2 separate regions of the Mus musculus genome follow, and region 2 is linked to region 1. A link is a loop called in an ENCODE intact Hi-C map of the cell type or tissue named here. Cell type or tissue: left cerebral cortex. All regions are shown on one strand. Each heading gives the region's core, and the rest is flanking DNA. Links, peaks and the distances in the headings are about the cores only.

Region 1 (15,548 bases), core at 3,961-11,960:
GGCACAAACACACACACACACACACACACACACACACAGAGAGAGAGAGAGAGAGAGAGAGAGAGAGAGAGAGAGAGAGAGAGAGAGAGAGAGAGAGAGAGTGCTGGGATCCAGGCTGTGGGCAGCTCCTTATTTCTGGTGTCAGGAGGTTCCCTGGAGGGATGTGTCTCCTGCTTCTCAGGGTCCCAGATGCCATCCATATCATAGTATACTGTTCCCAGCAAAGAGAGACAGACAGACAGACAGACAGACAGACAGACCATCTGACTGACACAGCAGACAGACAGACAGAGAAAAATTTAGAGAATGCTAAATGACTAGACCAATGTGTGTGGAATAAATATATTCCTTCCTCAAAGACAGATCACCAAGTAAGACTGACCTGATCTCTGGGCCATCAGCTGAAGATAAAGCAAGAATTTCTGAGGACATGGATGGTTTACCAGACCATAGTGTGGATGAGGGAAGGATCAGCCTCATACTTGGCTTCAAGGAGACAATGGAAATCAACTAGGATGATAGGGCATAAGGATGAGTGGCGGACCACGGGCTCAGGAGCCACACACATTGGAAGAAAATCTGAGAGCCTCCAAGAGCTTGGGATGACAATCCACAAGCACATCTGATGGGGACACTACAGAGCAGCTGCTGAACAAGGTCAAATGAGCCACCTGACACATGTCTATTGCAGGTGTTCAGGAAGAGGGACCAGTCTGCCTTCTGATTGCATGTTGCCATAGCAACACTCTCCCTCCCTGGTTCTTGCTGGTCCCAGTTGGACTTGCTGTTTCTCCACATGCACTATGATCCCACCTCAGGGCCTTTGCATGGCCAACATGACAATTCATTCCACTCAGACTCATGTTCAGGTAAGACCTTCTGTCTTCTAGATCTATAATCACATTCACTATTTACTCCCTGCCAGTCATTCAGCTCCGCTTTTATTTATAGCATTAAATATTTGTCTGCTTATCTAACTCCTTGCCTCACTCCAGTCCCATGAGGAGGGAGATCTTTGTTTCCGTTTTTGTCTCTGCTATATCTTGGTGCCAAAAGTAATGCACACAGTCAGTGCTCAACACGTGTTTGCTGAGTGAATAAGTGGATGAACAGATGGAGTTTGTTGCTGAACGGGCCTGGAAATGTGGATGGGAGAGTGACAGAAAGGGGGAGTGTGGACCTTTTCAATAGGGAGAGACTCTAGGCTCTCAAGGTGTATGGGGACCCAGGGCATCTGCCTCAAACGATAGCAAGCAGAAGGGAAAACAGACACATTTACGGTTGTCCTGCCACTTCTACTGGGGGCACTTGTGCTAGGAAGGATAATTGTAAAGCATCAAGTGCCATGGAAACACTTACTTAATTCCAGGGCTGGGGCTCCAGCGGAGCCGGCGGCATGCTCTGCTCTGAGTGGCAGCCAGCAGTTCTGATGCTGCTCAAAAGCACTTGGTTCCTTGGACAATCCTCGGAACTCAATGATTCAGTGCCTTCTGTCAGAGCATCTCGAAGTATGGCACCAGCCGTCACCCAACTGGCATCCTTGGGAGGAGGTGGCACTGAGCAGCAGGTGCTTGGTCAGTTTGCTTCTGACTCATTAGTCCTTCGAAGCATGTGGTTATTTTAGCCCCATAGCTGTTCTTAGGCCTTGGTGTGTTCACGGTGTTCATTTTCTCATCTTGGCCAAGAGTATTGGGAAGGTGTGCTTCTTTCTGACTCCCCTTATTGTAACTCTGCCTACCCAGCCATTGTGGAGGCTCACAGTTCAATTAGGATGTGGAAGGAGGTGCTGGAATAAAGGCAGCCCTTGTGATGCCAAAAGGACCAGTCACAGCTACAGTCTCCTTTCCCATGGATGCAACAGCTCTTGGGCGGGGGGGGGGGGGGGGTGGGGGGCGGGCAGTGCAGATTCCTTTTCTCCCATGCAGTGCTTTCTGGGATCTGTCCTGCTTTATGCATTTCCAGGAAGGATGCGTTTTCAAAGTGACATGGTAGGAGAGATGAAGGTAGGAGGCGAAAGGATGGAGCTATGCCCATGGGATGTCAGAAAATAGGGTCCATTCAGGACATTGGTGAATCACACAAGTCTCTCACATTTTTCCCTGGGGAAGGCAGCAAGATTAATTCACACAGACTCTGGAATCAGCAGAAGTCTTTGAGTACCTGAGCCATTCCCTGAGGAGGCTGGCTTCTGTGGCAAACAGTATTTTCTTGGTATGATGGTTGATGTTTCCATTCACAAAATTATTGTAGCTTCTTGGAATGAGGGTCTTATTCTATTTTCTATTGTTATAATAATGCAATGCCAGTGGTTAGACACTTTCTGAAGCAAAATGGCTTGGTTCATAGGTCTAGAGTCAAGAGCATGATTCTGGTGTATGCTTAGTTATGGTGAGGGTCTTCTGGTCCCATCATAACATGGCTGATGGTGTTGTGGGAAAATAACAGGAAATATGGAGAATTTGGGGCCACATCCACCTTTTTCATTGTCGTTAATGATTGACCATCACAGAAACTTTGATTTTCTGACATCTCTATCATTCTGTTTGGAAAGGGTTTTCCCATCAACCTGCTTGTCACCAAGTAGAGCCCACCTCTTAAGGGTTTTACTACTTCTCAAAACTATCACAGTAGGGACCAATTTCTAATGCATGTTCCTATTGGGCATCCACTCCATAACAATGGGTACATCTTCCCCAGCTATATCCACCTTAAGCAAGTGAAGACTACTTCTCTAACTGGTAAGGTTGGGAAGTTCCATGACCACATTGTTCAGCAACAACTCTTAGGCACTGAAGATAATTGCTTTGGCCCAAGGCTAAGTCTCATTGCCTGTAGGTCTACCAGCCACAGAGCATCTCCGTGTCCATTGTGCACTCAGGCCACATCAAAGGAGTTGACGATGAGTGAGCAAACACTGTGACCAGTGTAGGGAAGCAGCCTGGACTAAAGTAAGTGGGCATCTTCTTCTGGTTAGGCCCTGGGGCATGCTTGCTGGACAGTGCTGGCTGGGGTGTGGACACCAATGCAATCTGGATCCTTACTTTGTCTTAAACTGTAGAGGCCAGAGAAAGCCTGAAGCGGAGTGGTTGTCTAAGCATACAAAAACAAACAAACAAACAAACAAACAAAAACAAGACCCAAAACAAACCAAACCTAAACAAACCAAACCAAACCACCACCAACAAAATACCACAAACCCCAAAAAACTTGAGGAGAGGTGTGCAGGGTTTCCTAGGCAGGCGGGTTATCTGACTTGTGCAGTGAGCCTCCCTATTCTGCACCCGCCTGCATCTTCTTTGTCCTCTGGCTGGCCCCTTTCAGCCTGCACACAATCCAGGGCCCTGCCCTCCAGAGCCCTCTACCTGCTCTTAAGCTCTCTCCCGCCATGCCTTTTCACGACTTCTCCTTAGTTGCCACGAAGAAGTGCTCGTATCAGCAAACAGATGGCGGCTGAGGCATGTAGCATAAAATATATTTATCAAGGCAAACAGCTGTAGCCCATTTCATTCTGCAGATTTCTATTAAAAGTTCTTCAGAGCTCCGAGGCACTCCGAGGCAGCAACCTGAGTACAGACCAGGAGGCATGGTTTTTGTGTGCTTCTTCTCCCCCTTTCTTCCTTCCCAGGCCAAAGAGAAAGCAGCTGTCTTTAGCATTCCTCTGGGCTGCCTCCCATTAAAACACCACAATTGCACTTACAGTCTGGCCTCTCTCGTGTACGTAGACTTTTCAGTGGCTGTGTTGAGCAATGGTGATGGGCATGGTGGGCTATGAGCAGGGCCACTGCCGGGTGCTGGGCAGGTCTTTGAGCAGAAAGGGGTCTGATTGGAGAAGACTCCCTGTCCCTGGATCTCTTCACACTCTCCTTCTTGTCATGTTTTTGGGGTTGCTATGGTGTCCCTCATGGTGGCTTCAAAGAGCTCTGACTTGAGTGTCACTCTACTGTGTAGGATCTGAGAGGGCTCTGCCATTTATTTGCTTTGGACTTGGGGCGAATCCACCTCATTGGCCTAGGCTCTCTTTACTCATGGAAAGGGTGACATTGGAGTTACAAAGCAAGCTCCAGTCTCTTTAGGGGCTGGGGAGGTAACACAGATGTGTAATAATCAGGTGTAGACCTGACCAAGGTACCTAATGTGTGCTTTTTTGAATACAACTGGGCTTATTCTAAAATACATGAATGGGTAAAGATTAGGCAGTTCACTGAGAGCTTTTAACTTGAGGCCTCAGAGATGAAATGTCTGCTATTATGGCACCTGGCTTTAATTTCTATAGTAACCATGAAGAGATATACAGGATAAGGCAGAAGTTCATGGAAGGCAATAGCCACAATGAGATGGCCAATAGGAAACTGTTGCATTCTTCCAAGGTAAAGAAATAAACAGCTGGAGGCCTTCGATGACCTATTATTACTATAGGGACTTCGAATAGCCATGGGGTGTCTTGTGGGCTGTTGACAAACTTTGAGGTACAAAGCTAACTGAGACCCATTTTTGGTTATTTAACCAAACCTCCTTTACATCTTGATTGGGTTAATTTATTTATGCTTTTCCTGTATCTCAGTCCCCTGCCCCTCCACCCCACCCCACCCCACAAAATGGCAAAACAAATAATACTGAGTCTGGAGAGTTGTTATGAGGATTAAATTAATGGGTCTGAATAATTAATCCTGAATCATGTAGAGTAAGCATTTGATAAATGCTAATTGCTGTTTATTAAAGTGACCTTCCAGCTTTGGTATATTGGCACAAGGCAGGAGAGGCATGCTATAGTAGAGGGGGGTGTGTGGTGCTAATATTTACAAATTTCTGGCAAGTGTCACAAGGCCAATCCCTCCACTGAGCACATTATTGCATGGCTTTTGCTTGCAGCCAAGATGGCACACTGAACATTCCTCCAGTAGATACTCTTTTACACGCACCATCTAATTGGATTCCTCAGAGGGAAAGAGGCAAGCAATGTCTCCCTCATTTCACAAAGGCAGAAGTATGACTTCAAGGAGGTTATATAATTTGTTCAAAGTCACCCAGCTGGCAAGTATTCATGTCTAAGATACTCAATTCCCTTGATGGTGGTCTTTCTGCTTGATGGAGTTATTGTTCCTCGTGGGAAATGGTTGCTTATGATTGTGGGTAATTAACACACTCCAGCCAGGATAACTGTTGACTCAAACTATGACTTCAGGTGTTTGCTTTAACACGGATTTCTGCGGCAGGCTCCACATCTGTTAAATCAGGATTTCTGGGAGAATGACCCAGTAGTTTGTATATTTCCTGGATGGTTCTGTTGATCAGGACTAGCTGGGGAATGCTGAGCCAGAGAATCCTACCCAGAGAACCCAGCTTTGCACTGAGAGTTTATTTTAGCTGCAGTAGGGATATCTAATAAGGTCAGGAGAAGGCTGGGTCAAGGGGTGGTAGCTTGTTCTGGGGACTGAAAATTTGGCAACAGGTACACATCCAGTCTTGCAAGGTGGGTAAGCAATGTCTTCCGGGGAAACAAAAGGTGGCCGATAATGAGAGCTGGGGAGCCATTTAGTGGTTTCAAACTATTGGTGTGGCATGCTTGACTGTCCTGTTTCCAAAGTTAAGGTGCCAATGCCAGGTAAAGAAGTTGTTTCTCAGTGACTGTTAGGTCCTGTTCAGTCCAACACTGCAATTAGCCTCAAGGTGAGATTGGTCAATTAAAGTATTTGAAAACAACCAAAGGAGACAGGGTAAAATGCTAAAAGCTTGAAGTACGGAGCTTGTGTCCAACCTCAGGAAGCTTTTACTTCAGGAGGTGAGATGGTTGCTGGATGCAGCTTTGCAAGATGTGATTCAGGACAACAAGAACCGCATAATTATAGTTCCACAGGTTACAGTTGGCTTCTCCTCCATTAGTCTTGTTGACACATTTCATGGGACTCTCTGTACTCACCCTGACCTGCCAAAATGCTCTCAGCTTCTGCCCTTTGGCTCAGGCTGTGTGGCTGGCAAGCTATCCTTCAACCTCTAACTCCACTGTGGAGTTAAGTTCAAATTAAGTCCCCCCACTAGTGAAGCTAGTCCTGTTCCTTTTCAAAAAGGCAGATGGGACCAACATTCTATTAGTTCTTAGCTCCCATGTTGTGTCTCACAGTGTTGTGTGTTTTTTCCCCTTTCCCTTCTGGGATCTAAGTGCCTCAAAGTCAGGACCTATAGATTTCAGCACAGAATTTACTAGCAGGATGTAGTATGCAACAGTTTAGTTTGTCTATACACACTTGTATACTTGCTTGCGGGGGACACAGGTTTTGAGGCCCTTTGTTCAGACTCTTAGCCTTGAAGTGACATGATGTCAGTGGACTCTTCAGGCCAGACAACAGCAAACCTAAGGGGGAGTGGTGTATATTTGCTAGCCTCAAGTCTACACAGATCAGAGTTTGTAAATGTTGCAATGAACTCACCCAAACTTGTCTCTCAGGCCTGTTTTCTCACCACCATGATTCCAATTCTTAGGTAGGTTGCTTTTTGCAATGGAGGGCAGAAGTGGTGTTCAGCATCCCTCGGTTTGTATCCCACTTGCTCAGATATTCAGAGGAAAGAGAGCTCCCTTTCTTAGAAATACTGACACAAATTCAAAGCCGAGCCTTTGTCACGACTCTGATTGGCTACTCCTTTGTTGAAAGGTCATGAGCCCCTACTTAAACCAGGGAGAGAGAACAGGTGTAGACTCGCACAAAGAAGAGAAGGCGGGTGGATGCTAAGCAGCCACAAACAGCAGATGCCTGAGCCAGGGTTGTTTAACTTTTCCTGGGAAAATACTCCACCACCAAATTATGTTCCTTAACGCTGATTTCATTTCTGATGCTAAACAGGCATTGTATAAAAAAGTGCATGCATTAATCATAAGATAAGTCATTCCCAAAGCTTGTGAAGATCTCAGGGCAGCTTGTCTATGGAATACGCACCTCAACTCACAACCCATGCAAAATGATCCTAAAGAAGTCACTGAGGCGTGTTGAAGAGTGGAGAATGCTAATTGCAGCAACATCTATCTAAAAAGAGCAACAAATTCTAAAATAACAAATGACTATCTCAAGTGGAGTATGGGTTAGATACCTTATAGTACAGTCATTAAAAATGATGTTCCTGCAATGTACTTGATATAGAAAAAAATGCTCAGGGAGTTATGATATAATGCTAAACAGAAATGCCAAGATGGAAAGCGTTTATATGTTGCAATCCCAAATTTGTGTGAATATGCATAGCTTTAGCAAAGGCTGGGAAGAAGCACTCAGAAATGTTAAAAGTTTTGGGAACGGTAAAATTACCAATGAATTTTCCCTTCCTTTATATTTTTCTGTTTCCCAAATATTTTCCCCCAACACATTTTGTAGTTTTTGTATGCATGCTTTTGCATCTGGGCAAGTAGAAACACACTGCATTGAATTCACGCTGATTGCAAAGTGGGACGGTCCATCTTCTCCAGGGCTGGGCTAGGAACAGACTCAGGATAAACTTCACGACTTCAAGGCTAGGCAAGAGGACAGACACCTTAGCTTCCAGTTAATTCCATGTGGGATATGAGGAGGAGGCTTCCTGGCTGCTAACTCAACTTGCAGAGCAGGTAGATGTGTGTGTGTGTGTGTGTGTGTGTGTGTGTGTGTGTGTGAGAGAGAGAGAGAGAGAGAGAGAGAGAAAGAGAGAGAATCACTCCTCCTTGGAGGACTGCAATAAAGGAGCATATGTATCAACTAAAAAAAATTCCTTGGCAACAAAAGCTTTTTAATTGAACACAGTCTCTTCAGCCAACTTATGTAAATTCTATCCCAATTTTGGGCATCTATTTTGAGCACAGAGAAAAGCGGTATGAATCTTGCCCTAAAATTGTGCTCAACAGAAGGGGTGACGCCATATGGATGCCATGCTATGGGAGCCTGTCACCTGCTAACCGCTATGAGAAATTACAGGTTCTAATCGCTTTCCTGCTGGCTAAGGAGTCCTAGTGGGTGGGAACACTTAGGGCATCAATGTAAGATGTGACAGGCAGATATTCTCCTGGGGCCTCATGGCCACAGGTGTGACAGAAGTCACAGAGTGAGAGGAGAAGGGAGCAGTGAGCTGTGAGTGGGAAGAGTGCTGGCTTTTTTCACCAAAAGAGAGGGAGCAGAGTTTCCTCTTAGGCTACTGTGACCTGCACTTCAGGTTTAGCAAGTCTCCCAGCTAGAAGGCAGTGGGGCCCTTTGGTGAGTGGAATGACCTAGGTAATTATCTCACTGAGAAGCTGAGAAGGAAGAGAGTGATCTACCCACTACACTGTATATGTCAGAGGGAACACAGGCTTTCCCAAGGCCTGCTGCTGGTACCCTCCTACTCGGGGAACACTGAGCACTATCCATCACTTCTTTTGAGTTTCAGAAGAAGGATGCGTTTTGTCATAGAGCCACTCCCTCCTGCCATGGGGTCTTTTAGTAAGGTAGCAAGTTAGCATCGGGAGGGAGTAGAGGTTGCTAGGTTTCACACTCTAGGTAGCTTCCTATACATCTCGAGACCTTTTTTTTTTTTTCTAGAAAGGGTTCTTGCCATAGATAAAATGGTCATTAAATACAATTCAGCAAAAGATGCGGACACATTTTTCTGTTTACTCTCTGCACACCCCAACCTCATTCACTCCAATTTTCAGGCCAAAGTCATAAGCCAACTCAATTTCTGGGGTTTGGCCTTTCCCTTTCCTTGATCCTAATTTAGAGCTTTGTTGGCTTGGGCACATAGACTGAGGATGTAATGAGTTGAGTTGTAGGATGCATGAAGATGGAGCTGCTGTCGCCTGTTTTATAGGCACTAGCTCAGAGAGGACAGAGACCATGTCCCTAGTAGGGTACATGGCAGAAAGCTGAGATGAGAGATCTGATTAAATCAATGTTTCCAGAGTTTCTGTGGGTCCTGTCTGAAGCTATTTGATAAAACAGAGCACAGGAGGCCAGTGTGACTAGTTGCAGACAGTTGTGTGTACAAAGCATTCAACAACAGGCCATGAAGCCAGGGTGCTGGATACACAGCAAGTAGAAGGTTAAGTCTCCCTGATCTAGCTGTACTTCTTTTGCCTGGCTAAAGAACATTTAGGTTTTATGAGGAAGATATGCTATCTAAATTACCTACCTGGCTTAGAACACATAATAGCTTTCTTCTCTGCTTTTCTTCTCTCTTCCCTTGCTTCTAGCATCTCTTCACCCTACCCCTGGTCTCCATCTTTCTTTTCTCTTCTCTCTTTCTCCATCCCTTTCTCCTTTCTTTGTTTCCTTCCTTCAATTATCATATGTGTTCATCAAATACTTGCTGTTCTATAGGTGCCATGATAGTGACTTGGAACAAAAGAAAAACATGAGTGAAACATTCCTGACTTGATGGAATTCACAGCCTAAGAAAAGACACAAGCACGTCAACAGTCACGCTAGATCGAAATGCTTTTGTGGACATGGGGGGTAACTGTGATGATTCATAAGAGAGCTTCTACATCAGACTACCAAGGACTACAAATTGTCAGTGGGGTTCTGTGATGGTTTATGAGTGTGAGTGTGTGTGTGTATGTGTGTGTGTGTGTGTGTGTGTGTGTGTGTGCGCGCGCGTGTGTGCATGCCTGTGTGTTTAAAGAGGCAGGCAGAGACAGACATCCATACAGTCTAGGGAAAGTATTAATTCACTGAATGAAATCTTGGGACAGGTGTCACTTCCTAGACAAGCCATCCGTGACACTTCGTGTCTTCCATGCTGTTTAAATGAAAGCCTGAGAAACGGGTGTGGAGCACTTTGCACAGATGCTGCCTGCCCCACAGAAATGGTCAGAACAGTGCTCGGTGGTCATAATACCACGTTTTCTTTTTCATAGTTTTTAAAAGGAGTTTGGGTTGGGTTTTAATTTTGTGTGTCTTCCTATGGGTTTGTGCATGTCCATGAAAGGAACTCTCAGGCCAGAAGATAGCATCAGAATCCCCTGCACCTGGAGTTGTGAGCCCCCAGACACGGAGGCTGGGAAATGAAATCTGGTCCCCTATAAAAGTGGTAGACGCTCTGAATGGAGGATCTATCTCTGGGGCCTACAGCTGTCTTTAAAAAATCACCTCCACCTCCAACACTACCACCAGCATCACCAGCACCAGCAGCACCAGCAGCACCAGCAGCACCAGCAGCACCAGCAGCACCAGCAGCACCAGCAGCACCAGCAACACCATCAGCACCAGCACCACCAGATTGTTCCTGTATAGTCTAAACTGGCCTGCAGTTTCTTATCCCCCTTCTTCCATCTCTCCAATGTTAGGGTTACAGGTGCACACCAGCACACTTTTGCTAGTGTGTCTTTACACATAGTTCAATTCAATGAATGTTTCAGGTTAAAAAGACACTATAACGAACCATAAACAATCCATTCACTTTTGTTTGTCTGTTTTTGAGACAAGGCCTATGTAGCTTTGGCTAGCATGAACTCACTGTGTAGACAAGGCTGGCCTGGAACTCATAGAGATTGTCCTGCCTTTGCTTCCTTAGTGCTAGGATTAAAGATGCATACCACCACACTGCAGCAAGAAATACATTCTCAAGTATAGAACAGTATGTGTAAAAGTAGAGATATGAAAACCAGAAAAAGCAGTGGAGACTAGGAATGCATGAAAGGGTTTTGAGGGATGAATAGGAGTTTGTAATAGGACAAAGAACAAGAGGAAGGGCACAGCAGGTGAGGGAACTGATCATCCTGGAATAACCATGGAATTGCCTGAGAATAGATGAGAAGATGAAGTGGCAATTGTTGAGGATGAAAAGGTTGTCAGCAGTGGAATAACATTTTAAACAAATTACCCACAGTGAGGAGCCACCGGCTGCATATTTCTATTATCAAGCTCATCCAACTGTATTGTAAGCTATCTACATTTGTCTCCCTGCAGGATCACGAGCTTGTTGGATGAAGAGATACTTCCTATTATTCTTTTTACCCCCGGTGCCAGGCAAACACTATGTACTCAATATCTGCTGAATGACGAGTGATTAGGACCCATTCCCTGGAGGAGCCTGGACTTTGCCACGGCCATGCTGCACCCTCCACTCCGGAGTCTTTTCCTGGAGGATGCTGAATGAATGTTCATGAATCTGATGAAAGGCGGCCAGAGGAAGACAGAGGGAGACAGACTCTTATTTTCCACTTGGCAGCAAGGTCTTATGGGGTACCAATCTGGGGAGGGCGAGGGAGGTGATGGGATTATGCTCTCAGTGTACTTTCATCCCAGACAAGGATAACTTTGATGAAAGTCTGGTTTGGGGGTTGACTTGGACTGGAATGGCTATGTGAGCAAATGAGCCTGGCTAGAAACAGCTTCTCAGGGGACATAATAGGGCAGAAATAAAAAGGGAAAGTCTCTCAGTCTTAGGAGCCAGCTTTGACACCAAGAATCTCAGAGGCTGCAAGGAGGACCCATCACCTCCTTTTTCAGGCAGAAGTAGTCACCGAATTTCTGGCCTCGCACATTGGAAGGCGGGGATTTGAGAGATAGCTGTCTGTACCCGATCTAGGGCAATTTTCTATGCTATGGAGGAGAAAGTCCCCATACACTTGAGGATTCTGCCCCAAAAGATAAATGCTCCTCCAGGGTGAGAAGGAAGCAATTTTTCAGCCACTTGGGATGGTTGGTGACCTGGTAGTTCCGGGCATTTTGTAGGTGCCCCAAACATGTTCACACCCCACACATGTTCATGAGGTTGACAGGATGAAACTATCAGCAGAAGCATGTGCACAGCTTACTGGGTAACAGATACTGTTTGTTGATCTATATGCTTTCCACAGCAAGTTCTCGAGTTAGGTGCTCCATTTTATGGATGGTAAGAGTGATGGGGATGAAGCCCACTGAGTATCATTGGAGCCCGGGTTCTGATGAATTGGTCCCTGGGGCTTTCTCCTGGGTTCCTGGGTAGACTGTGGTGGAGATGGCATTGTTATGGTTGTTTTCTGATTCTTTCTGTGTGCTAAGCAGGGAGGGTTATTTACCAATCTGCTCAGGAGTTTATGGCAGTCATGCCCACAGCTGCAGCAGAGCCAAGCAAGTCTCAGTTTCCCAGTAGCATGATCCATGGTAAACATCGCTTCTTTCCTTGAAAGCAAAGCCTTCTCTGAGCTGAGCTCTGGGGCTGAGTGTGTGCTGGAGCCTCAGAGGAAGGCAGGTTACCCTAGACAGTTAATGCAAGCACAGCTGCTATCCCCACTGGAGAGTGGTCTCTTAGTAGCATCATTGGCTGGCAGCTAAAGTCTGTTTCTTGCAGCGGCACTGGTGGAGAATCTCTGTTCTCTGCTGGGCTTGCTACTCTAGGACAAGGGCCTGGCTAGAGCTCGTGGGCAGCAAGGCTGACATCTGATCAGGGTGTTGAGAAACCACAGGCTTTGATGTAGGACTGCCTCTTTCTTCCCAAGTGTGCAAGGGAGGCTGAGGAAGCTTGGACCAACTTTGTTTGACATGAGTGCTTTCTCTCTACAACTGATCTCAGCACTCTCACCTCATTCACCCAGTGATACAGCAGCAGTGCACCAAGATCACATTAAAGTACAGGCCAAGAAGGAAAGCTGTGTGCTCCTGAAGAGCTGGCAACTCACCACCGCATTTACTCTAGGGTGCGATTGTTGATTTCTCATGTGGCACAGACGTCTAGAGACAGATGAGCTAGCAAGATGATTTATCCCCAAAGCTTTAACCAGGGTTGGGGGCGGGGGCGGGGAGGGAGTCAGAAAACTGGCTGGACAGCACCTTGTTACTATGCTGTTAAAAACTTCCTGTCTGTTGTTTACTTCAACATACCATTTTGCTTCCCAAACAAAAACTGTCTCTATCTTTTGACTTTATCTGGGAATCACTTCCATAGGAGATCAAGACCGAGAAAGCCAGAAGGACCCAGAAGTCTGATTTTTCTGTAAAGGAAGTCACTTTGCCCTGGGTGATCTGAATAGAGATCAACTAGAGAGTGAGGTCTCTCATCTCCAGAACTCTCGAAGGCACTGAAGGTTAGAGGATCATGGGGCTAGCCATTTCTTTCCTAAAGGGTAACCCTGAGCAAGTGACTTTGTTTTTGGTCTTAGGCTTTTCCTTATAAAATGTCAAGTAAATCTGTCATGTCATTTTCCCTTAGTTCAATTAACAATGGTCAGGGACCTGGCAGGAGTTAGTGAGCTGGGATGTTTCCATGTATGATCTTATTGTACCTCTCAAATCTTTAAATAAAATTAACAGGACAGGTCTGATTACAAGCTCCATTTTGTGGAAGAGCTGGACCTCAAGGAGCCTGTGTTATGACTTTGCTCTGGCATTTTTGTTACAGGGCTCTGTTTTGAGTCCATACATTTGGTCAAAGAGACAGACATGTCAGCACAGGGTTGTAATAGAGTGTGGTTGGGTTCTTAAGCATTTGGAAACTCTCACTTGTCTCTGAATGGAAGAGCAGAGAAGTCTACTGGGATGAGAGGTCTCTGTGACTTGGTGATCTACAGTAGTTTCCCAGCGGCAGCAGGCCTTATGTTGAATGGTACTTCAGATACCTAAACATAAGACATCTTTGGAAGACTAGGATTAGGTCATCATAGTTTGAGGACCTGCAGATTGTTGTATGTGATTGAGCAGGGATGAGTTGAGGGATACAAGGAGAAATAGCCAAGGGACTGACCTCAAGATTTCACAAGGGGGTGGGGGCTCTGCATTCTAAAGCAATAGAGAACGATGGATATTCTTAGTAGGGAGTGACATCATGAGATTTGAGTTTTAGAAAAATCACTGCCTGTCTCATAAGATTTTTGCAGGAAACAGGCTCAGCCGACTCATAAAACCGTTACAGATTGTAGCTGAGCACGAAGTCAAAATAGCACACACGACAGCTAATTAAAAGTATCTCAAAAGTCCCTACTTGGATGTTTCTGTCTCTGCTACCTGAGACCCTGCCCTATTTCCTATCATCATCATAGACTCAATGTCCAATCTGAGAGCCACTTTTGGAAGTCTGGGCTGGACTGGAACAGAACAGAACCAGGTGGTTGCAGTTCAAACTCCCCAGCTCCTCTCTTCTTGGCTTAGGAGAGCCTGGTGCTCTGATGTGCAGGCCAGGACATCTTTTGTTTGGGCTCCCATCCATTCTGAGGGGACTTCTTTGCTGGCCTACTTGCTGGAGGTGGCTATGCATCTCTGCTTAATTGAATTCTCATTTTTTCAAAAGTATATTTTTGTGCTGTTGCCTAAAGGCATTCAGGTAATGGGTGCATTTTTAATAAATCCAATAAGTAAATAACTGTATTCTCTCCCTGGGAAATCCGGAGGGACTCCTATGCTATTGTACTTTGAAACTGGGATGCCTGGAATGAGGGTAGGGCATCTTCACACACCAAGACTTCAGGTTGATTCTACTGGCTATCTTCAGGACAAAAGAAACATAGCTGTCAGCAAACACAGGCATGAGTCACCTGTGGAATACACAGCACTGGGACTTACCAATCCCCAGACACCTTTGAGTTCACACACCAGCAGCCAACCCCCTCTAGTGTTGATTTAAATAAATATTTGCCACAACAGAACAGGCGCACAGCCGTGGGTAGTAAGTCTCTGAATGGGTTCTGTCCCCTGTCCATCCCCTGTAGCACAGGGGCAGGGGGACCCAGAGATCTAGTTTCTACGTTCCAAGGTGCCACTATCATGGCGTTGATCGTCTGCTGAAGGTTATTCTGCGCTATTTGAGGTGTCTGTGTGTATCCTGAGACTGCCTGCCCCTAGCCCTGTTCTTCCTTCCCTGTAAAGCTGTGGTGTTTATTCTTGTTACTCCCCTTAATTCTGCTATTCATTTTTCTACATTCTTTCTGCATCCTTTCCCATTAGTCACAGTCCAGGCCAATGTTCCTCTTTCTTTATCCCACACTATAATAAGCTTGCTTGCCTTCAACCCCTCTAGCATCTAGGGCACCGGTATCTTAAGTTTGTGATGCACCACTTAGGTATGTATGCTTTTATTTAGCTTTTTGCAAATACACACACACACACACACACACACACACACACACACACATGCGTGTGTGTGTGAGAGTGTGTGTGTTTGGGAATGTGCATGAAAATGCATTTGTGTAAGTGGGGCTGTCAGAGGTCAATGTCACATGTCTTACTCCATCACTCTCCAACTTACTGTTTTGTGACAAATTCTCTCACAGATTCTCACCAAGCTGCACAAAGTCTTCCTGGCTCTACCTCCACAGAACTGGGATTTTAGTTAGGTATGTGTTCCTGTGCCTGGACTTTCACATGGAGGTCAGCACTTAGGTCCTCATCCTTATACAGCTACTATATCGCTCACTGAGGTATTTCCCCAGCCCCTGCCTCCAAGTCCTTGTCTCCTGACCTGTATTTAGCTTTGTAGGGCTACAATAAGATCACTGTGGGTGGAATGTTGACAGGAGTTTCACACATAGCAGATGTCTAACTTTGTCTATCACAGGAGCTTAGAGCTCGCCGAAACTTGAATTATTTACCCTTTTGCTATTCAGCAGGTAGTTCTCAGCCTGTGAGTCATGAACCTTTGGGGGT
Region 2 (15,548 bases), core at 4,201-12,200, 590 kb after region 1:
TCTAACATATGGTATAAGCAGATCTTGTTCCATTTGTACTGTAAAAGAAAGGGTGTTCTGCTACTATGAAGAGGAATAGGGCACAGGTGTCTGGGTTTTTTTTTTTTTTTTTTTACAGTGTTCTTTTTTTCATTCTCATGTTTGTGTTATGACCATTTTTGTGATCCAAAATGATTATTATTTTGAAACCGGGGCATTAATTCTTCAATTAATAGTTTCTGGTTCTGTCTTTAATTTTGATATTCTTATTTTCCCTTTACCTTAGGGTATTTTTAAATACTCTGTAAACATTAACAATGCTGATAGATTCTTTTATCACAAAAATGTCCACTTTATGTCTAAAAGGTTTTATTTTATAACTTAAGTAATGTAATGGTAGTCACCTCATCTGTCAATTTCTTCATTTCTGATTGTTGTTTGTATCTATTTTGTTCATTCTCTGTTTTCTCTCTGTATTGTTGAGTCCCAAAATGCTTGTTTTTAAAATTACCACCCTGATGATTTTCATGTTTTGCCTAATTGTTGAAGTATGATATTGATTTACAGTTGCCACTGTACATACTATTTCCTGTGGGTTCATGTCCGTTTTACTCTTTTTATCTTACATATTTTACATTTAATGCACTAACTCCTTTGATAATTCTACTGTTATTTCAGGGTTATTTTCCCAAGGATTCCTCCATCTATACAGAATGTATCTTAAATTGCTTCAGTGGATTTCAGTTCATATTTGGTCCCAGTGATTTACGATGAGGATACTTTTATATATTGTCCTCCCCCTTTTATTCTATTATTGTTATATATGTATTGTTTATATGTGAGAGGCAGAAATTCATGATGTCATTTGTCTTTTTAGAAGCAACTTTAAGCAAAGAGGACAACTATAAATTCATACAGCTTATGATATGAGCTCTTACATGCTCCACCTGTCCTCATTTCTTCCTTGAATACTTTTTTGTTGTTTTGTTTGGGTTTTTTGTTTGTTTGTTTTTGTTTTTTGTTTGTTTTTTTTTGTTTTTGTTTTTTTGTTGTTGTTGTTGTTGTTTTTTCGAGACAGGGTTTCTCTGTATAGCTCTGGCTGTCCTGGAACTCACTCTGTAGACCAGGCTGGCCTGGAATTCAGAGATCCACCTGCCTCTGCCTCCCAAGTGCTGGGATTAAAGGCATGAGCCACCACTGCCCAGCCTCTTCCTTGAATACTTAACACTTGCTTTTTTTTTTTTTTCCATTTTTTATTAGGTATTTAACTCATTTACATTTCCAATGCTATACCAAAAGTCCCCCATATCCACCCACCCCCACTCCCCTGCCCACCCACTCCCCCTTTTTGGCCCTGGTATTCCCCTGTACTGGGGCATATAAAGTTTGCAAGTCCAATGGGCCTCTCTTTCCAGTGATGGCCGACTAGGCCATCTTTTGATATATATGCAGCTAGAGTCAAGAGCTCCGGGGTACTGGTTAGCTCATAATGTTGTTCCACCTATAGGGTTGCAGATCCCTTTAGCTCCTTGGCTACTTTCTCTAGCTCCTCCATTGGGAGCCCTATGATCCATCCATTAGCTGACTGTGAGCATCCACTTCTGTGTTTGCTGGGCCCCGGCATAGTCTCACAAGAGACAGGTACATCTGCGTCCTTTCAATAAAATCTTGCTAGTGTATGCAATGGTGTCAGCGTTTGGATGCTGATTATGGGGTGGATCCCTGGCTATGGCAGTCTCTACATGGTCCATCATTTCCGTCTCTGTAACTCCTTCCATTGTTGGTGGGAGTGCAGGCTTGTACAACCACTCTGGAAATCAGTCTGGCGGTTCCTCAGAAAACTGGACATAGTACTACCGGAGGATCCAGCAATACCTCTCCTGGGCATATATCCAGAAGATGCCCCAACAGGTAAGAAGGACACATGCTCCACTATGTTCATAGCAGCCTTATTTATAATAGCCAGAAGCTGGAAAGAACCTAGATGCCCCTCAACAGAGGAATGGATACAGAAAATGTGGTACATCTACACAATGGAGTACTACTCAGCTATTAAAAAGAATGAATTTATGAAATTCCTAGCCAAATGGATGGACCTGGAGGGCATCATCCTGAGTGAGGTAACACATTCACAAAGAAACTCACACAATATGTATTCACTGATAAGTGGATATTAGCCCCAAACCTAGGATACCCAAGATATAAGATATAATTTGCTAAACACATGAAACTCAAGGAGAATGAAGACTGAAGTGTGGACACTATGCCCCTCCTTAGATTTGGGAACAAAACACTTGCTTTTGAGAACATTGTTTCTGAGTACCTTACAGAAGGCAAACAACCTAGAACAATACATTATACAACTTCGTAAATCACTCAAAGTTTAGAAGAAAAAAAAATGAGCTGCTTTGTTATCTTGACTAATTCTCTGCACAGTTGCATTCACTGGGCCTTTCTGTCTTATCCTGTGCATTTGAATTACAATCCCACATAATTCATTACAATGTTTAAGAACTTCATTTCATAAAACAAGTAAGGTGTTCTGTCCTCAGTGGCTTATCTTACTTTTATCTGAGAGTGTATTTATTTTTAAATTTCCAACCAATCTATAACAATTATGCTTATGTGTGGGAGTCCTAAATGATGCTTAAATTCACATATACAATGTTTATGTGAGGGTAAGTATATCTGCCTTCCAGACATTTATCACACCTTTTAGGTGGAAATAGTCAATATCCACATGGGACTGACACATATCTAAGATAGAGACACTGTCCAGGATGCACATGACTTCAATATAATTTCAATGTCCAGTAACACACACACACACACACACACACACACACACACACACACACACACACTAGATATTTTCAGTATTCACAGCACATTAGGACAGTAGTAATATCTCTCCTGTCCATAATATACTACATACTTACCAGCCTTCCCCTGTCTGAGCTTTTCCTTACCTTGTATAACCATAGTTAAGCCACCAACTTGTTTCAGTTCCATGTTTAATGAGATTACATGGTGTTGCCTTTCTGTGCTTGTCTTAGTTCATTAATTAAAATGATTTCTTGACTGAGTCATACTGTCACCAATAACAGGATTTTATCGTTTTAAAGGTTGTGCAGTATTTCTTTGTATATAAATAGCAGACATTCTTTATTCATTCATCCACTTAGGGACATATTGGTTGTTTTCATTTTGTAGTTCTTGTGAAGACCACTGCCATAAACATGGAAGTGCAAATGTATCTTAACACAGATTGCACTTCCTTTGGATAGATATCATATGGCAAGTTTGGGCTAATCATATGATAGTTTCATTTTTAATTTCTGAACCTCCATTCTATGCTGATTGTCTTTTCTTTTCAAGGAACATAGTTTTTCCAAATATAAAGTTCTTTGTTGAAAGGTTTATGTGTTCAGTGTTGTGTTTTTCTTTCTTCGTTTTTTTTTAAAATCTTTCTCTTTGTGTATGAGAAGTTAGCTGTTACTCTTGTTGGAGTCACTTGTGTATAATGAGTCACTTCTCTCTTACAGCCTACAAGATGTTCTTTTTTCTCCTTGGCTCTCATCATTTTGTGTGAGTGGGTGTGAATCTCTTTGCAATTATCCTGTGGGAGAATTTTTAGCTTCTTGGATGTGTAGGTTAATGTGTTTCATGAAATGTCCATAGTTTTAACCGGTATTTCCTCAAATATTTTTTCTGACCTTTTCTCTCCATCTTATATCCCTGTCTCTTCTATAATGTGTTTGTTGAAGAGCATTCACCTCACATGTAAGCAAGGGTACTTCAATTGTTTTTAGTGGAAATTTTCAGAAACAGTTTGCTCAGAAAAGCAGAGATTGTCACATATTCCCCCTTGTCATTCACTTATTAGCCATCATTAGCCTCATGTGCTGCTATATAGTGACTATATTTGTAGCAATTATCTAACCCATGCCTATGTGTACATTATCAAAGTCTACAGTCTGCATTAGGGAACACTCTTGGTGCTGCACATCTAAGGGAATATGGCATGCACCTACCACTGTAATACTCATAGTCTCACTGGTTCAGGAAGTCTCTGTGCTTGCCTTAGTCATCCCTCTTAAAAAGCCATTTAGTCATCCATACTAATACTTGACAGCACTTGTCTTTCTACCATCAGTCCTTACAATGCCTTATAATTGAAAACATGCAGTCGGAGCTCATAGTCCTTCTAGAAAGGCTACTTTTGCTTGGTAATAGGTAAAGTTTCCTCCATAAATGACAGTTCATTTCTTTATAGCACTGGATAAGAGCCCAGAGTCTAGATTACCTCTTTACTTATCTATTCCTGTATAGAATTTCACCTTAGTTGCATCTTAGTTTCAGCAGTTATGAACAAAACCACTGTTTCCATCCAGGTACGGGATTTTGTGTAGACATGCTCTTTGTGTGAATGGATTCTAGAGAATACAATTGCTGGAGCATACACTAAGTGTATTTTTATATTGTGAGAAATTATCAAAAATGTCCAACTATGCTCCAAAGTGACTGAGCCATTTTGTGTTCTTCTCAGCTGTGAGTTTATTTGAATTTATTAATTCCACATTCTTGGTGTTGTCAGTGTCTGAAATTTGACTATTTAAAAAGGTTTAGAGCATTATCTCACTGTTGTCTGACATTCTGGGGCACATGAATAAATACCATAGCAACAATAGCAACAGAACAATTAAACTATTGTACCAAATCTAGTCTAGTGAACCGAAGTGTATATTGTTCTTGCAGGACCTTGATGACCCAACACAGCCACATCACTTGGAAATCCAGCCTTTCACATGGAATCATGAAAGCAGCAACCCTCGCACACCATGTGCTTCTTGCAGACTGCTCAGCTGGCGGGAGAATCCTTTCTCCTAAGCAACTGCTGCTACTTATATAATATTGGAAGGGAGTCGTAGGAATCTCAAAGCATTCTGGCTTTTCTTGGCCTAGTAAGTTGTAGGAACTTCTTTTACCCCATGGGGTGAATTGTTTCAATTATAAATAAATGAGAATATAATACCATTTGTTCTTTACATTTTAAATTTATTTCTTTATGGACTGTTAAGCAACTTCTGCATGTTTATTTATCCTATGATTATATTCTTTGTTGAAGTGTCCATTCCTATGAAGGTCTTTTGCCCATTTGAAAATTAGATTATTTGGCTTCTTATTGTTGAATTTTGAAATTTCTCTGTATACTTTGGAGGACTTTCCTCTATGAGCTGGGTCTTGGGCAAATGTTCTCGCTGGTTTAAAACTTGTCTTCTATCTTGATATATTTTGTGAAGCAGAAATGTTTAGTCAGAGGAATCCAGCTCGTTAACTATTTCTTACATGTGCAATGAAGATGAATTTACATTCTAAATATTTATCTTTATACCCACAGACAAGTGTACTTCTTAACCTCATCAAAGAACCTACCTTTTCCAACAAAAATATATCATTGCACAAAACTAAAACGGATCAAAATACAGAAAGCAAGAAAGCATGTGTTACTTGTTCTCAATTGATACAAATCTAACACAAGTCCTGAACCAGGGATCATTTCATAAAAGGAACAGAAAGAATCATAGAGCCAGATGAATAGGAAGTTTCCTAAAAGTTATATCCCTTATAAATGTCAAAAAGGCTATATTAAGGAAAGCTCATTGTCACAGTTGCCTAAACAAGGCTAGAGTGATGACATGAGCGACGTGCTAACACAGAAGGAGGAAATCTCACAGGACCTCACCACTAGACAAATCACTATGGGAGAGTGGGGAATACTGGTATTAGAAGAAGGCCCTCTTCATGGAAGGATCTCCAATGGATTAATACTTAAGTATTCAGCCCTCAGATAATATGTATATAGATAACAGTATAAGAACGGAATAGGCTGCATTTATGTACTTAAAAGTGTGTGCATGTACATGTGTATGTATGCATTTGTGTGTGAGTGTAAAACAAAGAAAAAGGATTGACGAATTTGAGAGAGAGCAAGGGGTGTTGGAGAGATGTTAATTCCTTTGGTTTCTTCATTGTTTTCTATATTTCTGTGACTTCTTGAGAAGGTACCTTAATTTTATTTTTTCTAGTTGCGATGAGTCAGGTGATCATATGAAAATGATAAATTCTATGTACTGATCCACAATGACCACTTTATATATAAAGAGTCATGCCCACTAAATGCCCACTAAACGCTGTCCTTTGGGCACATAGAACTGTGTCTAGTTTTTACATGGGTAAGAGGGGATTTGAACTCACATTCTTGTGTGTGCAAAAGAAATTCTCTTATTCACTGCTGTATCTATAGCCCCTATACTTGATTGTTATATTTAAAAGAACTGTAAATATTTCAAATAATTATATTCAAGAGGAACTGGGTTTCTCTCCTCTTAAAGGGACAGAATGAAAGTTGAGCCTCTTTAAATTTATTTCAAATTAAAATATAGTTACAAAAAATAAAATAAAATTTAATTATATTGTTTTCCCTTCACTTCTTTTTATGGCCCCTCTCATGTACCACTTTCTTGAATTACATATCTCTATCCTTTATCTCTCTCATATATGTGTATACATGCATATATATGTACACACACACACACACAGAGGACTGATGGGTTAAGTTTTAGCAACTCTCAGTCAACTTGTGTTTGGCTATTTCTAATCTCTCTGGAACTTTCAGCTGCAGAGCTGAGAGAGATAGAGGATTTTACCTTCCATTGACAGCAATAAATCACTTTGATTTTCATGTCTATATTTTCTCCCTAGGATTGTGGGATCAAGTCCAAGTTTTAGAATCTGAAATATCTCTTCTTCATAGGCCATATAAATGTATTCTCCTTCTCATTAGCTTTTTGAGAAGCCAAAGTGACAGTTCTAATCCCATCTATGCAGGTGCTATGCTTTGCTTCATAGGCAAGAGGATGGTGCCTATAAACACCAACATGTCTGATTGCAGCTCTTTACAGTTTTATTAGACTGATAATAGCTACTGCATCTCTTGTCATTGACATGCAGTCACTGATGCTCTAGCATCTACCAGGTTGCCAGAAAATTTATTCCAGTGTGATTGATGATAAGATCACACATGTACTTCCAGTTTCTGACTTCAGGAACACTAATATTCTGTTCTCTGACTTAGTTCCAAATTTTCAATAAGGTGAGTCCTTTCCCTTGGAAGGGTCCTCAATCATAGTAGTCATGTCAGACCTGTAACTCTATATTGGCTGCTTCTACCTGTGCAAACAGACAAGAGTGCAGGGGTATGTTCGACTATTGGTCAGCATTCAGGCAAGCATAGAGCAGCTTGACTGTTGCTGTAGTTGCCTTGACTGTTCCAATCATCCCACTATAGGAGGTGAGATTAAAATATCCAAAGACTAGCAAAACAAAGAAAAAAAACATGTTTATTGTACTTAAATGGGAAATTCATGACTATCATTTTGAACCACCAACTAGTTCCACCTTCCTTGGTTTAATGTGTTCCATTTTATGAGTTTATAATGGGAGAAGGGCAAATTGGTGTGTGTGTGTGTGTGTGTGTGTTTTGTGTGTGTGTGTGTGTGTGTGTGTGTGTGTGTGTGAAATATTTAAAACAAAAAACTGGCTCAGTAGTTAAGAGTACTTGCTGTTCTTGCAGAGGGATTGAGTTAGGCTTTTTTTTTTTTTATTAATTTTTTTTCGAGACAGGGTTTCTCTGTATAGCCCTGGCTGTCCTGGAACTCACTTTCTAGATCAGGCTGGCCTCGAACTCAGAAATCAGCCTGCCTTTGCCTCCCGGGTGTTGGGATTAAAGGCGTTAACCACCATGCCTGGCTTTGAGTTAGGTTTTAGTACCTATGTCAGGCAGCTTCCAGCTCCTGCTCCAAAAAATCCATCACTCTTCTTGTCTCCATGGAGACAAATCACATGTAGCATGTGTGTGTGTGTGTGTGTGTGTGTGTGTGTGAATGTATGTGTGTTTGCTCCTGCATGCACACACAGATGCAAATAAATATTTGACACAGGCTCTGCAAACCTTACACTATGTTTGCCAAAACCATGGGAAATCCTTGTCCTGAAACATATAAGATGGTAAGAAAATAGCCGTAATTATTATTCATTAGAGGAAATTGGTTTGTGAGAAAACACATTGGTAACAGAGAAGCCCAACCTGCTTAATTGAATTTATGAGTCTTATTGACAGCTCCCTTCGCAAATGCATGTGTGGGAGTGTGGGTGAACTCACACACATTTACACATATGTGCATGCATACACAGATACACTTCCTTAATCTCTGATACTTTCCATCTGTCAGTGCGAATGAATCTTTCCAATCATTTTTAAAATCGTTCTGTTTTGTGAAGCCTTGAGCTTTTACCCAGTGAAAGCTTGGCAGGAAGCATACGTTCCTCGCTCAAGTTCCTGAACACGACAGCTGTACTTCTCTCACACAACTTGGGAAAATGTTCCCAGCCTTAATCAACTGGCACAAGGCAGCAGAGGGGCTAAATACAGGCTGTGTCACAGAGCATCCATAAATGTGTCAATTTCTCTCATCTCCTAGATCCTCTACGCTGCCTCAATTTTTTTTTTTGAAAAGTCAGTCTCTATTTTTTTTTAAGCTGTGCCACTTTTCAATCTGAAATGGAGTCTATTCTTATCACACGAATTGCAGTGTGTTGTCTTCATGTCCTCATGAAACTTAGTACGAATTAGTGTCCACTTTTTCTCCATGTCATCCTCACTAAATCTACAAGTTGAAAAGATTTTTTTTGTCCTCCATCCCAGAGTACCTCACACATTTTCTTTAGTGTTACTATATGAGCCACCTTTCCTATATCATGAACAGTAATACAAATAGTCACAGTCAGATAGTAATGATTATTTGTCAACTGTCAGACACTATAGAAGGTCATGTATATTCCATATCATTGGATAAGTCCTTGTACATAGTAGTCCCACCATCACTTAAGTATACGGTCAATGCAATTCTTGTGGATAATTCTGACTATGCCTTGATTACACACATAAAAATGAGAGCATCCCCTGACTCTAATCAAGAGGAAAGGTTTATCTTGGCTTTCAGTATTAGAGGGTTCAATCCATAGTTACTTAGTCCAGTACTTTTGAGATTTGGTGAGGAGGTACTTTGTGGGTTTGGAGGGAGCACATTCCAGAACAAGTTGCTTCCTGTGGGGGGTGAGAAGATGAGATGAAGGTATGACGAATTCCCTTTGAATTCACCCTGTCTTGCACAAAGACCAAAAGAAAATTTCCTTACAAAATTCTACATTTCAAAATTTCTACTAGGCATACCTCTGTGTTTAACTATGAAATTTATCTACTCTTCCTTCTTTTCATAGAATAGGACATGTAGCCTGGGTGTGATTGATAATACTGATGGCTTTTTCAGAGTTCTTGAAATCAGACATCATTCTGGAGCCTTTCTTTCTTTGTGTGTAAAATGATTAAAATACCTGTTTTGTATAGGGTCTATAAATGTAAATGGCATAGCTATATAGATTCATGTGTTCTTTTTATATATATCACAGCTCATTTTGTGTATATTCAGATGTAAATATTTTTTGATGAGAAATAGACTTATGGAGGCTTTGTATTGTTTTCATTTATATCCCATATGACTGTGAGAATTTTAGCCATGACAAGTAACTCTCCAGATAAGTAAATCTACAGAACTAGGGCTTATTTAGTTGTTGGACATAGAAGTAGGTGGCTGTTGCTCTTACAGTTTTCATCTTTGTTGCCTTGCACTTCATCAAGCCCTTGATGATGATTGGCATGGGCCTGGCATGGCCACACTCCCTCAGAGGTGAAAGTAAACAACTCAAAGGAGGCTCACCACACTGGAATAGCAGTGAGGTCCCTTCCTGCTTGGATTCTCCTCTCCTGAGCTCTTGCTATTCTTTCAGAATGTTGGTTTTATCTTCCTTAAATAATTTATTCATCTACTCTTAAGGGTTTTTCAACCATTCTTGGTGTCTTATTTCATCTGATTGTGAATTCTGTGGTCATTTCCTAGGGTATAATATAGAAATCTTAATTTGAAGGTGGTATCTAGAATTAAAAATATTCTATTACCCTTATTTGAAAATATATCTGAAACTAATTCTAATCAAATTAATAAAAATATATCACAAGCATATTTTATTAGTTAAAGTCATCCTTATTCATGAGCTTCTGAATGTTGGGCGTACAATGGATGTGTTATGTGTGTAGTCCATTGATTCTGGTTACCTAGTAAGAGACCAAGCCCTATCAGCAGTGAAATTATATTCCGAGTGGTATATTTGCTTTACCAGGATTTATGGTTCTAAGGTCACAGAAACTATGAACCAACTGGGGGATAGAATGCTAGAGAATTTGATTATAAAGAACTCTGAGTTTAAAATGAAGTGCCATAATCTACCTGAGTTTATTGCCCTCACATCCTGACATGTGACTATTATGTGTCAACGAATAGAAACTGAGAAAATATTTTGCGGACCCTATGGTGGGTGAAGATGCTCTATGAATTCAGTTCATGTTTAGATTGATCGTATGGGGATTAAATGAGAACTCTTCAGTCTAGTTTCCAGGGTCTTGTTGTGTGATGTATGCCTGAAAGGATATAAGCAAATGTCTACTTACTGCAGATTGAGAACTAGCAATAAGCCAAGGTTTTGATAACCACAAAGCTCATTTTGGTGAACTAATGAGTTTGCTGGGATTAGATACAAGTGTGTAAGGTAGCAGTTGCTTATAGGAGCAGGGAGGACTTCAAGTTAGTGAAGTTCATCAGTGAACATGAGTTTAAGAACACTAGCACTGTCAGCATGATTGGGTGGAAGTTCCTCAAATTGGAGAATTTCTTCTTTTCAGCAATACTTACTGCTTGAATAACCTTGAAAAAGGGAATGATCATGTGAATCTTGTAAGTTTCAAGGACTTCCTGAGACTTCTGAGTTGCTTACTTTCCACATATTAATGAAATTTCCTCCTAATGGAATGTTTCAGTTAGAAGAAAATTGTTCCTCACAAGGTTCCAGGAAGGCAACATGAACAGAAAAGTAAATTTGTTCAGAGAAGACAAATATTTACTTCAATTAAATTAATCTGAATCCCAGCAAATCACAAAGCACATCTCTTCAAATGAACCTCCATAGAAGTTTTAGGTACCCACCCATGAGGTCTGTCTTCTCAGCATTTGATCAGCATACCAAACCACCTCCCCTAGTCAGGCACATCTCTTAATCCTTTTCTATGAATTTAATGTATTATTATTATTGTTGTTGCTATTATTATGATTATCATCATTGTGTGTGGGCATGAGCATGGTGTGTGTGTGTGTGTTTGTGTGTGTATGTGTTTGTGTGTGTATGTGTGTGTGTGTGTGTGTGTGTGTGTGTATGTGTGTGTGCATGCGCATAGACACCTACATGACACAGAGTATGTGTGGAATTCAGAGGATGTTTAAGAGTTCTCTCCCACTGTGGGATTCAGGGATTGAAAGCGGGTCATTAAGGTTGTGCAATGAGTGTTCTTACTTGCTGAGCCATCCCATCAACTGCATCAACTTCATATGCCACATTCTGCCTTACTGCCTCTCTTTTTGGCCACCTAGTCTGCAGATGTTCAGGTGTGAGTCCCAGGAAGGACGTGGTGATTATATACAGTGACATAACCAGTAAAGCAGACTTCCACATCTTGCGTGTCTAAACTTTTCTCACTCCTACATCTCCTTTTGGCCTTTAAGATCTTCCAGATGAGGTTGACATTGTGGTTACTGGGCATTTATTAAATATTTATTGATCACCTACTCTGTAGACCATTAAATTGATAGGTGGAGGCAATGGAAAACCTTATATAACATTCACCAACTGCTGACCTTGAAGTAATGGTGGTTATGAAGCAATCCCTTCCCTCTTGAAAAAGACTTAAGGTTCCCTAGACCACAGGCGGTCATCCCAAGAGAAAATGCATCGTTTTTGCTGTGGCACAAGGTGAATTAGAATGAAATCGCACACTGATTAACTTATGTTCTTATACAGAGGAAAGCATATGTCAGAACAAAATAAAATTCTTTTAAAAATAATTCAATTTGGAGGTGGTAAAGATAACTCAGTGGCCAAGACCATTTTCTGTTCCAGCAGAGGACCAGAGTCTGGTTGCCAGCATTTACATCAGGGTTCTCAACTCGCTCTAACTGTAGCTTCAGGGAGTCCTCCACACTCTTCTGGCCACTGCAGACACACACACACTCACTGCTCACATGTATGCACATGCGTGCACCCACACGCACATGCATGCACACACACACACACACACACACTATATATATATATATATAAACAAATTTTAAAATGATAATTCAATATGAAATACGATGATTAGTTTTGCAAATGTCCTCAAATAATTTAAAATCATTCAAATAAGCTACACTATGAAATTTCATTTGGGGAAGGTTTTGTATAGGCTGATATATTCCCATATTTAAAGCTCCCTTCTAATGCACTGGGTTCTCCCCAGTCGGTTAATTAAACTTGTAGCAAAGAAGAAATGGAAGAAGAGAGGCAAGAGACAAGTAGATCATTAAGTAAAATGTTTAGAGAAGCATTAGCTGATCTGAAATCGTCAGTATAATTTTAAGCCTTAAATGCACACTTGATGGGAATATGAGGCTGTTTGAGGCTTTCCGTTTGAGCAGAATGCTGCCTCAGTACTGACTTTCAGGTTACCTTCCTGTGAGCATTCCATTCTGGGCTGGTAGGAGAAATAGAACATTCCTCCATTTTCTAAATATTAGAAATCAACAGTGTCAGGTTACACCTCTAACTGATTGTTTAGCATTTAGCCAAATTTTAGTTTTCAGATTGCCTCTAATTTTTAAGATTTTTTTTTCTGAACATGAAATTGGGACTCTAGAACCACTAGGTTCAAACCTCAATCAGTGTGAACATCCTATGACTCTTGAACCAGAAAAAAAAAAAAAAAAAAAAGGAGGGCTGATTACTACAACTTCAGTGAGAACTTCTGTCGCATGATGATTTATGATGACTTCCATATGAATGGCTGAATTCTCTTTACCATAGCTTCACCTGTAGGCCCTTGTTATAGCACTGGGTCTGAGAGTCTCTCTCTGACACATTGGCTTAAGGAGTATAGACAGTGTTTCTGCATGTGACAAATAGAAGGGCTTTTGATGTTGTGGATTAGGAACAAATCTAGGACTCATATACTTACTAAGTTAGTCAATAGCTGCTTATTAATAGTGAGTATGTGTAGAAAGGTGACTTAGTAATTAAAAGTGCTCACTGTTCTTCCAGAGGACCCAGGTTTGATTCCTGACATCCACACAGTGGCTCACAAACATCTGTAATTCCAGTTTCAGGGGATCTAATGGCCTCTTCTGGCCTCCGCTGTCTCCAAACACATATTGCACACATATATCCAGGCAGAGAAAATAACAATAGGGGTGGGTAGGGGAGTGGGGAGGTGGGCATGGGGGGTATGGGGGACTTTTGGGATAGCACTGGAAATGTAAATGAAGAAGATACCTAATAAATAAAGAAAATAACAATACACATAAAATAATGAAATGAAATAATTTGTAAATGCTTATTGGGCCTTACCATAAGCAAACAACTATGACAAGTTATAAAGATACTGACAATCTATATATAAAATCTATACATAAAAACATTCCTAATTTCATTGGAAATTGAGAAGAAAATGAAAACCACAAGTGTAATTTTGCACGAATCATTTTGCAAACTTCTAGATGTCTAACAACAGTAGTTTTCGGTGAGAATGCACCAGAGGTACCTGGATGTCTGCCATATTAACTGTACTCTCCTAGTCGACCATCAAAGGTCCTTGATGTTATTGCAATTAAATACTGTTCAGTTTCCCTGCTGACACCATCTGAGTCCCTGCAGTGGTGGCTTAGCGTTCAAGTGTGTCTTTTATTTCAAGTCATGCCTTGTTCTCTCTCCATGCCAATCAAACCCCAAATCACTGTTCAAAACTACTCAGTGTGATCATGAGTAGTGTGTGTGTGTTTCCAAATATGCTATTAATAGTTACAATAATGATGGCAAATAATGCTTTCTTGTATCATAGGCAACAAAAATGGTAGAGCTTTAGTTCATTAAAACCCCAGATAGCTATAAGATGGTACCACTTTTTCCTTTTCCTGTGGAAGAAATCCAAAGAGTTCAGGGACAAGGTAAGATTATTGAGATCTTAAATGTGAGCAGCAAACTGCAAAGAAAAATATTCAAGCTCTGTGGACTGTCTAACTGACCTCCCACTGCAGTTCCATTTTAGAGAGAAATTGAGGCTCACATGTAAAATTCTTCCCAGGGTGGTTTTACAATACAAACGTCTTCTCATGTATAGTGAGTTCTTGTATAGTGTGTGTGTGTATGTAAATATGTGCATGTGTGTGTATGCCCACATGTGCATGTGTGTGTGTATGTACATATGTGCATGTGCATGTGTGTGTGTATGCCCACATGTGCATGCGTATGTGTGTGTGTTTGTGTGTGTGTGTATGTACACATGTGCATGTGTGTGTGTATGCCCACATGTGCATGTGTGTGTGCGTGTGTGTGTGTGTGTGTGTGTGTGTGTGTGTGTGTGTGTGTGTATGCAGGCACACATGTGGTAAAGACAACCAAAGGGGTCAGTCTTTGCATCCTATCTTTTTTAAGACAAGATCTCTTTGGTATTTGCCATAGTGTATATGTCACACTATCTGTTTTATAAGATTCCAGAAATCCTCCTGTCTCTGGTTCTTGCATCACTGTGGGAACACTGAAATTATGTCTGAGGTCTCCCATGCCGACCTGTAGGTCGGATGTTTACATTTCCAACAGAATTTTTTTTTCTTTACCCATTAATCCATCTCCCTCCTCAGCCTCATTTCATTATTTAAATTTATTTTTAAATGATTTTTTGAGAACATTGTACACAAGTACTCTATACAATTTTTATCCTTCCCTCTCTGTTCCAATGATTTTATTAAAAGTAAGTTTTAAATTTTAGATTACATTATATGACATCATTTCACTTCCCCTTTCTCTGTCCAAGCCCTCCTGCTCTCTTTCAAATTTATGTCTTCTTTTTATTGTTCTAACATATGTCCACGCATGCAGACCAACATATGTGTGTACATGCACAGATGTGTGTGTGTTTATATTCCTTAAAACATAAATACAACCTGCTCTATCCTTATAATATTACTTGTGTGTATATATGTATATACACTCCATGAGATGAAATCCATCTCTGACACACTTCAATGGCAAAGACTTGAGACTAAATAGGCTATGAGCCTAGGGAAAAATCAAATGCTAGCATTCTGCTAAGTAAATGTAGCAATAAAATGGTTCCTAATGCCCTTCTGTTATGCTCACAGATAAGTGCCATCATCAGAGAAACTTTCTCCTTCAGGAGTCTGGAACAAACATGGAGACCTATAACTGTACAATGTGCAGAGAATGAGAGACCTTGGAATACTTTGTCTTAAATGAGATGTCTACATCAAAACCCCTTCCTTCAGGGATCTGGGAGTCTAGTGAAGATAAGA

The links. Peaks named below come from ENCODE experiments on the same cell type or tissue, not always from the same donor. Only the 100,000 strongest peaks of a DNase experiment are listed, where the experiment ranks them.
Region 2: it touches region 1 in a loop (2.7-fold over the local background); 2 of 42 quality-filtered maps call a loop at or near these places.

The regions. Positions count from the first base shown.
Region 1 is chr9:34,404,282-34,419,829 of GRCm38, reverse strand. No RefSeq gene overlaps it. Among named protein-coding and RNA genes, the nearest start is that of Kirrel3, 77 kb to the left of the region's middle. In left cerebral cortex, for the core only: no CTCF peak of the experiment used is centred there; DNase peaks (open chromatin) are centred at 6,955, 7,190 and 7,859; H3K27ac peaks cover 1,617 bases.
Region 2 is chr9:33,815,611-33,831,158 of GRCm38, reverse strand. No RefSeq gene overlaps it. Among named protein-coding and RNA genes, the nearest start is that of Gm25439, 94 kb to the left of the region's middle. In left cerebral cortex, for the core only: no CTCF peak of the experiment used is centred there; DNase peaks (open chromatin) are centred at 4,826 and 8,383; H3K27ac peaks cover 72 bases.